Linked DNA regions of Homo sapiens: region 2 is linked to region 1. Evidence: read pairs that join two places in POLR2A ChIA-PET (ENCODE). Cell type or tissue: A673. All regions are shown on one strand. Each heading gives the region's core, and the rest is flanking DNA. Links, peaks and the distances in the headings are about the cores only.

Region 1 (5,386 bases), core at 187-5,186:
TCAGTATTTTTAATGATCTCTTTGTGGTCAGGATCAGTCAGTAAATAATTTAGAGCATAAGGTTACTTAGGATTGAAGAGCAGTCCTTCACCTTCCAACCTGTAGGTGTACATCAGGGATTCTCATCTGGGTTGGCCCTCAGGTTGTCTTTGGCAATATATGGAGACATTTTTTATTGTCACCAGTGGGGGCTGAGTGAAGCTGCTACTGGCATCTAGTGGATGGAGGTCAGAGATATTGCTAAATTTCCTACAGTACACAGGACAGCACCCTACAACAAATAATTATCTGGCCTAAAATGTTGGAAGTGCCCAGGTTGAGAAACCCTGGTGTACAGTAACTAATATTTGAACACTTTTGTGAGCTACTATGTTTAACTGCATTCTCTAATTTAAAACACAGAATTCCCCCGTGAGATAAGTAGTATCATTTTTTGCCCTAAAGGCCCTGGTCATTTTTGAAGAGGGAGGATACAAACTTTGGACTCATTTGTATAGGAAATTTTTAATACATAAGTATTCAGGATACAAGTTTTTTATTTTTAGACTTTCTTTGGTCATACCTGTTTTTTTGTTTGTTTGTTATTTTTGCAGGGACAAATATTTATAGCATTTAAATACATAATTCATTTTTACTATTTCAGATCTAGAAATGGCCATTGCCTACTGGAACTTAGTGCTTAATGGAAGATTTAAATTCTTAGACTTATGGAATAAATTTTTGTTGGTAAGTTCACATTTTCTACATTTCTCTCTGTTTTCTCAAATTCTGCTATGTTTAAAGATAAATTAACATAATGTATTGGATATAGAATGAGAAATTTGATTACCAGAATTTTGTTACATAATTGTTTTGCATTCTTGTATTTCAAATTGTCCAAACTGTTTTTGTGCAGCTCTTTTTAGTGATACAAATGTATTTTGTTTTTGTTTTTTAAATAGGAACATCATAAACGATCAATACCAAAAGACACTTGGAATCTTCTTTTAGACTTCAGTACGATGATTGCAGATGACATGTCTAATTATGATGAAGAAGGTAATGAAAATTTTTGCCACACCACTTTTTTTTAATGTGCCTTTTTATCCCATACCCTTGAACTTCTTAGGTACTTTTGTTTTTCTCGGAGTTGGAATTCCCTCCGCTGAGCTTTTGTTTTGTTTTTGTTTTTTTTGAGATAGAGTCTCATTCTGTTGCCCAGGGTAGGTGCATTGGTGCAAGCATGGCTTATTGCAAGTCTTCAAACTCCTGGGCTCAGCAGTCCTCCTGCCTCAGCCTCCCAAGGAGCTAGGACTACAGGCATGCGCTGCAATGCCTGACTAATTTCTTAATGTTTTATAGAAGCAGGGGTCTTGCTCTCTTGTACTCCTGGCCTCAAGCAATCCTCCTGCCTTGGCATCCCAAAGTGTTGGGATTATAGGCATGAGCCACTGTGACCAGCTCCAAGCTTTTTTTAATGCTCTTCTGAATGTATGAAATACCTTCATACATTTACCAATCCATATTCTTCTGTTTCCTTCAATTCCTACTCAGCATTCATGTCTTCCAGAAAGGCATAAGTAATTTTTATCCATGTTTTAGGTTTTCAGTTTAGGAACCTTTTTACTTCTTGATGTACTTTTGTACTTATTTGTATCTCTTTTTCATCTGTTAGTCTTTTGTATAAGCTTGGTTGTAAATTCCTTAAGTTCAGTGACTTTTTTTTTTTTTTTTTTTTTTGAGATGGAGTCTTGCTCTGTCACCCAGGCTGGAGTGCAGTGGCGCAGTCTCAGCTCACTGCAACCTGTGCCTCCTGGGTTCAAGCGATTCTGCTGCCTCAGCTTCTCAAGTAACTGGGATTTCAGGTGCCTGCCACCACGTTCACCTAATTTTTTGTATTTTTAGTAGAGACGGGGTTTCACCATGTTGGCCAGGCTGGTGTTGAACTCCTGACCTTGTCATCCACCCGCCTCGGTCTCCCGAAGTGCTGGGATTACAGGCATGAGCCACTGCGCCCAGCCTATTTTTTTTTGAAACTTACTTCAGCCGCCTAATATAGTACTATTGGCATTCAGTAAATAATCACTGAATACTTTTCTGCTATTTCTTCATAAATGTATAAAGATGGTGCTACCATCCACTACTAGGATGTGGACTTGTATTTTTCTATATGTAGAAGTGATTTACATTGATTTCTTCATACATATTTCCCTAGTCCACTTGAGAACTGGCAGGATGCAAGATGGAGATATTTTTTGAAAAACCCCCTGTGATCTCGGTGTCCTGGAATCATTTAAAAGTGTCCTGGAATCATTAAGGCTAATCAGGGATGATGTTATTTCTTTTCTTCATTTCGTTGTCGTTTATAATCTTCCCTGCAAAGTGAGAAATGTTTAATCCTGCATATACCTAATAATTGTGTCTTCTGGTAGGTTTTACACAAAAATGGAGAGCTTTCTGACTTGGTGATGGGCATGTGAATGTGTAGAGGCATGCATATATGCAATTTTACACCTTTTAGTAACGTATTAGCATGAAATAGGATGGAATTTGACACTTCCTGTTAATCTCCTTTGTGAGATGGCCACAGAATGCTTGAAAACTTGTTTCTCCTCCTATGCCTTCAGCACTGGCAGCATGCTATCATTTCATAGCTGCTCCTTAGGCTGCCAGTTTTTTGTTTGTTTGTTTGTTTGTTTTGAGAGGGAGTCTCGCTCTGTCCCCCAGGCTGGAGTGCAGTGGCGCGATCTCACTGCAAGCTCCGCCTCCCGGGTTCACACCATTCTCCTGCCTCAGGCTGCCAGTTTTGACCAAATTACTTCCATTGGCTGACTGCAGTGGCCTTGAGAAAATCATATTATTGATGAGTTGCCAGACAAGTTACTTTTATCACTCAAGGAACAACCAAATGTTGGAGTAATAAATCACAAGGAATACAAGGAATATTTGGGGTAAAAACTCCAAAAAGTTTGAGTTTTGAAAGACTTAATCAGTGGGAATAGATAAGAATGATATACTTTAACGCTTATGAGGAAGTCTTAAAAAAAGGATTCTACTAAAATGTTAGCCTTATTTCTGCTTTTTTCCCCCTTCTCTTTCTTTCATATTTTTTCTTTTTTCCAGGAGCATGGCCTGTTCTTATTGATGACTTTGTGGAATTTGCACGCCCTCAAATTGCTGGGACAAAAAGTACAACAGTGTAGCACTAAAGGAACCTTCTAGAATGTACATAGTCTGTACAATAAATACAACAGAAAATTGCACAGTCAATTTCTGCTGGCTGGACTGAACTGAAGATCAATCCTCACAATTCAGACTGAGGGTTGAGACAAAACTTTAAGGATACATCTTGGACCATATCGTATTTCATTCTTCTAATGGTGGTTTGGGCTTGTCTTCTAGTCTGGGCCGCTCTAAACATTTATAATTCCAACATTGTGGATTTCATCTTATATCTGTGGACCATCCTAGTTTATTCTCCCATAAGTCTTAGAAGCTTTATGGTGATTATTTTGAGGTTTTCATTCTCGCATAAAGCACAATGCTGTCTTCATCAGAAAACAGTTGGCATAAGAATTAAACATATGAACATCACAAAACAATTTATAAAAACTTCTTAAATATACGCTTTGGGCTAGTTGCAAAGACTATGCTAATAGCACTTCCAGTGAGAGTGATATATTTAAGTGTACTGGATCTGGAATGGTGTTTTGGTTTGGGGGGAATTTTTTTTTTTTCCTGGCAAATCACATGTGTTGTTGATGTGAGTATCTGATGAAAAAACAATGTCAGAATAACCGACATGAAAATTTTTTAGGATAACTTGGTGCCTACCTGAAAAATGTATTGTGTTTTAGACTCTTGATTTCAAAAGGTTCCACAGAACTAGTCTGCGCTTACCTTACCCATGTTTATATATAGCTGTCCTACAGGGAGCTTTTATTTAGAAAATGTCTGCATAATGTTAGATTCTTCTCCTGTCTACATTATGCACTACATAATTGGACTTCATTATGCTTTTGAAATGCTTATCTGCCTGTCACATAAGTTAAACTATTTAATTTGTTTTGAATGTTTTGGATTGCTACACAATACAATATTCTAAATTTAGGCATGAGGGTTTTTTTGTTTTGTTTTTACTTTTTTTTTGTCATCGCACTATGGAACACAAATGGAATTCTCTTAATTTATAAGAAGATAGTTGCAGTTAAATTTTGAAAATGGTTGTAATGAGCCATGAAGTTCAATCTTTATAATATAGGTACTGCTCTTTCAGACAAATAGTCCATTTTCGATGACTTATTATTTTGTTGAAATTGCTTTAACTGCTAATCACTGTGGTTGCCAAATATTTACTTCAGGAGCAAAGATTTTCAAACAAGCATACACGATGCAAAATACCAATCTGGCTTCTAGTCTCTTTACTGTTTTCGTTTCACTCAGATTAGCTCAGTTTTCTCATCAAAGCAGAATGCTATCTTGTATGTATTTTTTTCATTACAAGCCCCATGAGCTGCTTTTATGCTGAAAATGGTCATTTCCCTGTTCACTTACTGACATGTGAAGAAGGGTTTCTTGCTTTCTTAAACATTTCCGTAAGGCAGGCTAGAAATGTAATACTTCAAATGTTTGATGATTATGGTCTTTTGATAGGAATAGATTCTGCTTGGGATATATATCCAGGCACTCTCTAAGGTCTAGGGTTGATATTAACAAAGGAATGTACTTAGAATAGCAGTACATTTTATGCAAATATGGAAATTATTTTAAGAAACAATGACATATCAAAACTGCTTTTTACATGATTTTGAAATAGACTAGAAAGCTTTCCCTATAGACATATTAATATTCCAATCATAACTTTAATTCAAGAATGCAGTTTTACCAAAAGAAAAATTTGAAAATTTCTATTCAGGCTACTGGAATTGGTTATTAAAAGAAAAAGGAAAAAGAAGAATCTTGCTGCTTTCAGTATTTCCTGATTTTTTTGTAAATATAAAGAGGAACTTCAATTATGAAAAATTTTTAAAAGATATATATATCTATATATCTATATATATGTACTGTTTTGTTTCCTGTCTTGAAGATTTTGAGTTATGGTTATTGGTTTCAGATTGATTAATTCACATATGCTGTGTTTTGAAATGAGATCCCATTAGCTTTTTTTTTTTTTTTTTTTTTTCAATATAAAGTGTTTTCTTTAAAAGTCATATTGGTTCGTGGCCTAGTGCCTTGGATTTTACATATTTTTCTTTTTAAATGCAAAACCTTTTCAACAAAATAGTGTTTGTCATCAGGTTGGTACTAAACATTTATAATTACTGTGTAATTATAAACAAAAATACATAAAGCTTTGAATATAATTATGTAGCATAAAAGTTAAGGTTGTTCACTATGATGGCATCTT
Region 2 (5,386 bases), core at 198-5,197, 500 kb before region 1:
TTACTTCTATAGAAGGGTGTGACTCGTGGATGGAGCAATGGCAAGAGCACACCTGAACAAGGGAGGGGAAGGGGTTTTTATTCCTGACATAGGTAGCCCCTACTGCTGTGTTGTTCCCCTATTGGCTAGGGTTGGACCAAACAGTCTAAGTTAATTCCAATTGGCTATTTTAAAGACAGTGGGGTATGAGTTGGAGTGACAGGGTGAGTAGCTTTGGCGAGAAAGACAGTTATGGAACAGGTGACTAAAGGTGACTTAGGTCAGAGCAAGTGACCAGGGGTGACTCAGGAAGGAGCAGGTGACCAGGAGAACACATGTGAACGACTGATTAGAACTGGTGGGTTATTTACTGAAACTAGGGGCAAGGACACGAGGAGAACGAGGAAGTTAAACTTTAAAATGAAGAACAAAGAACGGGGAGCTGAACACATTGATACATTGTTTCTTTGGAGAGGATCTCAGAACTCGTTGTACTTAACAATTTACAGGCTCAAACCTTTGAAGAGGAATTTATTATATCCTACATATGCATAATGGAAACAACAGAAAGATCAGAAAGAGTGAAAGGAAAAATCATTTGAAGAAATGTTTGAAGTGATAATGGCTGTGACTTTTCCAAAAATAATGGCAGATACCAATTCACAAATCCAGGAAGGTGACATAACACCAACCACGATAAATGAACAAAAAAAATCAACATCTAGACATATATTCAAATTGCAGGAAATCAAAGACAAAGAGAAAATCATGAAAGTAGCCAGAAAAAAAAGCCACCTTACCTTTGGAGGAATTACATTAGACTTCTCAGAAACTATCCATGCAAGAAGAGTGAAGTGAAATATTTAAATTATTGAAAGAAAAAATGATCAATCTGAAATTCTGTATTGAGTGAAATTATCCTTCAAAATGAAGGAGAAATAAAGACATTCTTAGAAAAATGAAAGCTGAGGGAATTTGTCACCAATAGACCTGCCTTGCAAGAAACATTAACAGAAGTTCTTCAGAAAGAAGGTAAATAATTCAAAAGCTCATATTAAAGAAAGAGCATTATAGAAAGAATAAATGAAGGTAATGTATAACCTCTTATTTTTCTGATTCTCAGTTTATTTAGCAGTTAATAGTTTGTTAAAAATAATAATAGCAACAATGTGCTGAGTGATGATCGCTTCTAGATAAGTGAAGTAAATGACAGAAACGTCATAAAGGATGAGAGGGAGGAATTGGGAATACTCTGTCATTAAGATACTTGTACTACATATGAAGTGGTGTAATGTTATTTGAAAGAAGATTTACTTATATTAGTTGTAAATGTAAATGGAAAACTCTAGGACATCACTAACTTTTTTTAAAAAGATGTATAATTGAAACTGTAAGGGAGAAAAATTTTTTTCCTCTACCCTTCATACTTCTTAGGTGGGACCCCTTGTAACAAATGAAGATTAACCATAGAAAAACAAACAAGTTTATTAACATAACATGTGTTAAATAAAATTTATAGGAGGTGACTGATTTAAATTGAGATCCTTTCCTATGCCCAATAGACCAAACCAAAATGGAATCATACTAAAGTTCCATGCTACCAAGCTGAAACTAAGTTATTTATCTGACTTTTTGAGAAATCAGGAGAGAAAAAGGGAGTAGGGGAGAGGCGGGAGGGGTGGGGGGGAGAGAGAGAGAGAGAGAGAGAGAGAGAAAATATCCAATTCCCAAACAGGCCAGTTTTAGCTAGCATGATAAAAAAAGTCTCTTCTGCTTTAACCTTTGACTTTGAAATGACCAATCCATTTTTGTTGTTGTTGTTCTCTGTTTCTGCTTTCCTTAGAAACAGAGGAAAACCAACATTTCTTTCTATAAAACCAGCTCCTTCTGCTCAGCTCATCAGAACATCCATTCAACTTTTTTTTTTTTTTTTTGAGAGAGTCTCCCTTTGTCTCCCGGGATGGAGTGCAGTGACACAATCTCGGCTCACTTGCAAGCTCCACTTCCTGGGCTCATGTCATTCTCCTGCCTCAGCCTCCCGAGTAGCTGGGACTACAGGTGCCTGCCACCACACCTGGCTAGTTTTTTGTATTTTTAGTACAGATGGGGTTTCACTGTGTTAGCCAGGATGGTCTTGATCTCCTGACCTTGTGAGCCACCGCGCCTGGCCCATTCTATTCTATAGATTGAAATGTTGCCTGATTCTGGAATTGCAAATAAAAGCTAATTAAGATCTTTAAACTAAATTTGTTGTAATTTTGTCTTATGACTATGTATCCTTGTCTATATGTGGGAGATATCCAGGGAAAAATGAGTAACTCTCAAAGAGAGTTACTTAGTTTGGTGCTGTCCTTACAATAGTGAGTGAGTTCTCATAAGATCTGGTTGTTTAAAAGTGTGTGGCACCTCCCTCCTTGCTTAGAATTCAAGCTTAAATACTATCTTCAGCTGAAATAAAGAAAGAATGGTGTCGGGGAGGCCAGTTATAGAGAAGTGATCAGGAAAAGTATGGCAGGAAAAGTATGGCAAACAAGAGTAAGGTCTGTTATGCAGATTTAAGTTGATACCTTTTCCATCAATGAGAATTTTTTTTTTGTGATTTAATTATCCTTGTCTTCCTGGTTCAGAGAAGGAAGACACCCTTACAAATGGAGATTGTTCTTTATAAATGTGAATTGCCCTTACAAGAGGTGATATAGTTTGGATCTTTATCCCCTCCAATCTCATATTGAGATGTAATCTCCAGTATTAAAGGTGTGGCCTGGTGGGAGGTGCTTGGGTCATGGGGGCAGATCTCTCATGAATGGCCTGGTGCTGTCCTTGCAAAAATGAGTGAATTCTTGTGAGGTCTGGTTGTTTAAAAGTGTGTGGCACTGGCCGGGCATGATGGCTCATGCCTGTAATCCCAGCACTTTGGGAGGTTGAGGCAGACGGATCACCCGAGGTCGGTGGTTCGAGACCAGCCTGACCAACATGGAGAAACCCCGTCTCTACTAAAAATACAAAATTAGCTGAGCGTGGTGGTACATGCCTGTAATCCCAGCTACTTGGGAGGCTGAGGCAGGAGAATCACTTGAACCCGGGAGGCGGAGGTTGTGGTGAGCTGAGATTGCACCATTGCACTCCAGCCTGGGCAACAAAAGCGAAATTCTGTCTCTTAAAAAAAAAAAAAAATGTGTGGCACCTCCTTCCTCTTTTTCTTGCTCCCTCTCTCACTATGTGACACTGCCTGCTCTCCCTTTGCCTTCTACCATAATTCTAAGCTTCTGAAGCCCTCAGCAGAAGCAGATGCCAGCACCATGTTTCCTGTAAAGCCTGCAGAACTGTGAGCTGATTAAACCTCTTTTCTTTATAAATTACTCAGTCTCAGGTATTCCTTTATAAGAACACAAGAATGGCATAACACAAGAGGGTAAATGTTACTCTTGTTTTCAGAGCTTGTCTTGTGTCTGTTGTTTTTCAAAACGATCAGCTCAAAGTAATCCTTATGTCAATGAGGCACATTTTGGGGTGACATATTCTGGTTTCCTACAATATGCCAACAGAAGAGAAAAAATGGAATCATATAAAATGCTGAATTAAAACCAGAGAAGGCAGAAAAAGAGTGGAAGACAAAAAAAAAAAATAGAACACAAGCAACAAATAAAAAAAGTTACAGATATGGTGGATATTAACTTAACTATATTAATTATCATTTTAAATCTAAATGGTTTAAATACACAGTTAAAAGAACAAGACTATTAGAATGGATTAAAAAAAAAAAAAAAAACCCACAAGATCCAACTGTATGTTGTCTACAAGAAACCCACTTTAAATATAAAGACATATAGAATAAAGGTAAAGAACTAGGCAAAGATAAGCCATGTTGACTTTAATCAAAAGTAGGCTGAAGTAGCTATATTAATTTCAGATAAAGCAAACTTCAGAGCAAGTAAAATTATCAGCAATAAAGAGGAGCATTATGTAATTATAAGGCTCAATTCTCCACAAAGGTGTAACAATCCTTAATGTGTATGTACCTAACAAGAGAGTAGCTTTTTTATCCTCCCCCTTTTCCCACAGTTCACCCTCAAGCAGGCCGTGGTGTCTATTCCCCTTTGTGTCCATGCATTTTCATTGTTTAGGTCCCATTTATAAGTGAGGATATGTGGTATTTGGTTTTCTGTTCCTGTATTAGTTTGCTCAGGATATGTCCTTCAGCTCCACCCATGTTGCTGCAAAGGACATGATCTCATTCTTTTTTCTGGCTTTGTGGTTTTCCATGGTGTGTATGTACCATAGTTTCATGAATCAGTCTACTATTGATGGGCATTTAGCTTGATTCCATGTCTTTGCTGTTGTGAATAGTGTTGTAATAAACATACAGGTGCATATGTCTTTGCGGTAGAATGATTTATATTACTTTGGGCATATACCCAATAATGGGATTACTGTGTCGAATGGTAATTCTGACTTAATTTATTTCAGAAATTGCTTTTCACAATGGCTGAATTTACATCCCCACCAGCAGGGTATAAGCATTCCCATTTTCACCCCTTGATTCCTGGGCCCATGAATCCTGCCTATGGGAGAAAGAATATCATATTTTGAATGTTAATTCAGAGCATATGCATATCTTGCCCCAGCCCTGCAAGGTATCACCACCTCACTGGTACTATAACTGAGTCTTCAAGAAGCCATTCCACTGTTCTATCAAGCCAGCTGCTCCAGGATGCTGGGGAACATAAGATCAGTAAATTCTATGATCGTGGGTCATTCCACACTTTATTTCTGTTAAGTGAGCTCCCGGATGAGAAGCAATGCTGTGTGGAATACGATGGCAGTAGATGAGGCATTCTTTAACTCCACGGATGGTAGTTGCAGCAGAAGCATTGTGTGCATGGAAGGCAGATCTGTATTGAGAGTGCCTATTCCAGAAATTTACAAATGCTGCTGCCCCTTCCATGATGGAAGTAGTCCAATATAATCAACCTGCCACCAGGAAGCTGGCTGATCTCTTCAGGGAATGGTGCCTTATCAGTGTTGGTCTCTGCTGCTGGCAGATTGGGCACTCTGCCAATTGCAGGTTGGGTGAATGGAGGTTCATGTTGCTCAGCCCATGCATACTCTCTATCTCTTTCACCATGGCCACTTGGTTCATGAGCCCACTGGGCAATGACTGGAGTGGCTGAGGAAAGAGGCTGGCTGATATCCACAAAACAAGTTATTTACTTGACTATGAAAATCCTCCTCTGCTATCACCCTTTTGTGACCATTCACATGGGACACAAATATCTTCACATTTTTGCCTATTCAGAGAGGTCTATCCATATACCTTTTCCCCAAATTTCCTTGCTTTTACAATCATGTCCCTTCCAAGTTTCTGACCATTCAGCCAAACCATTGGCTACAGCTCATAAATTGCTAT

The links. ChIA-PET counts read pairs that join two places held together with the same protein. Peaks named below come from ENCODE experiments on the same cell type or tissue, not always from the same donor. Only the 100,000 strongest peaks of a DNase experiment are listed, where the experiment ranks them.
Region 2: POLR2A ChIA-PET joins it to region 1 with 6 read pairs; 3 of 35 experiments call an interaction of 5 or more read pairs at or near these places.

What each region holds. Positions count from the first base shown.
Region 1 is chr3:182,942,890-182,948,275 of GRCh38, reverse strand. It overlaps DCUN1D1 (defective in cullin neddylation 1 domain containing 1), which reads left to right. Exons shown (of 7, transcript NM_020640.4): 5 at 644-726; 6 at 942-1,038; 7 at 3,103-5,386. The coding sequence ends at 3,182. Among named protein-coding and RNA genes, the nearest start is that of DCUN1D1, 35 kb to the left of the region's middle. In A673, for the core only: no CTCF peak of the experiment used is centred there; a DNase peak (open chromatin) is centred at 2,525.
Region 2 is chr3:183,438,556-183,443,941 of GRCh38, reverse strand. No RefSeq gene overlaps it. Among named protein-coding and RNA genes, the nearest start is that of SNHG33, 6.4 kb to the left of the region's middle. In A673, for the core only: no CTCF peak of the experiment used is centred there; no DNase peak of the experiment used is centred there.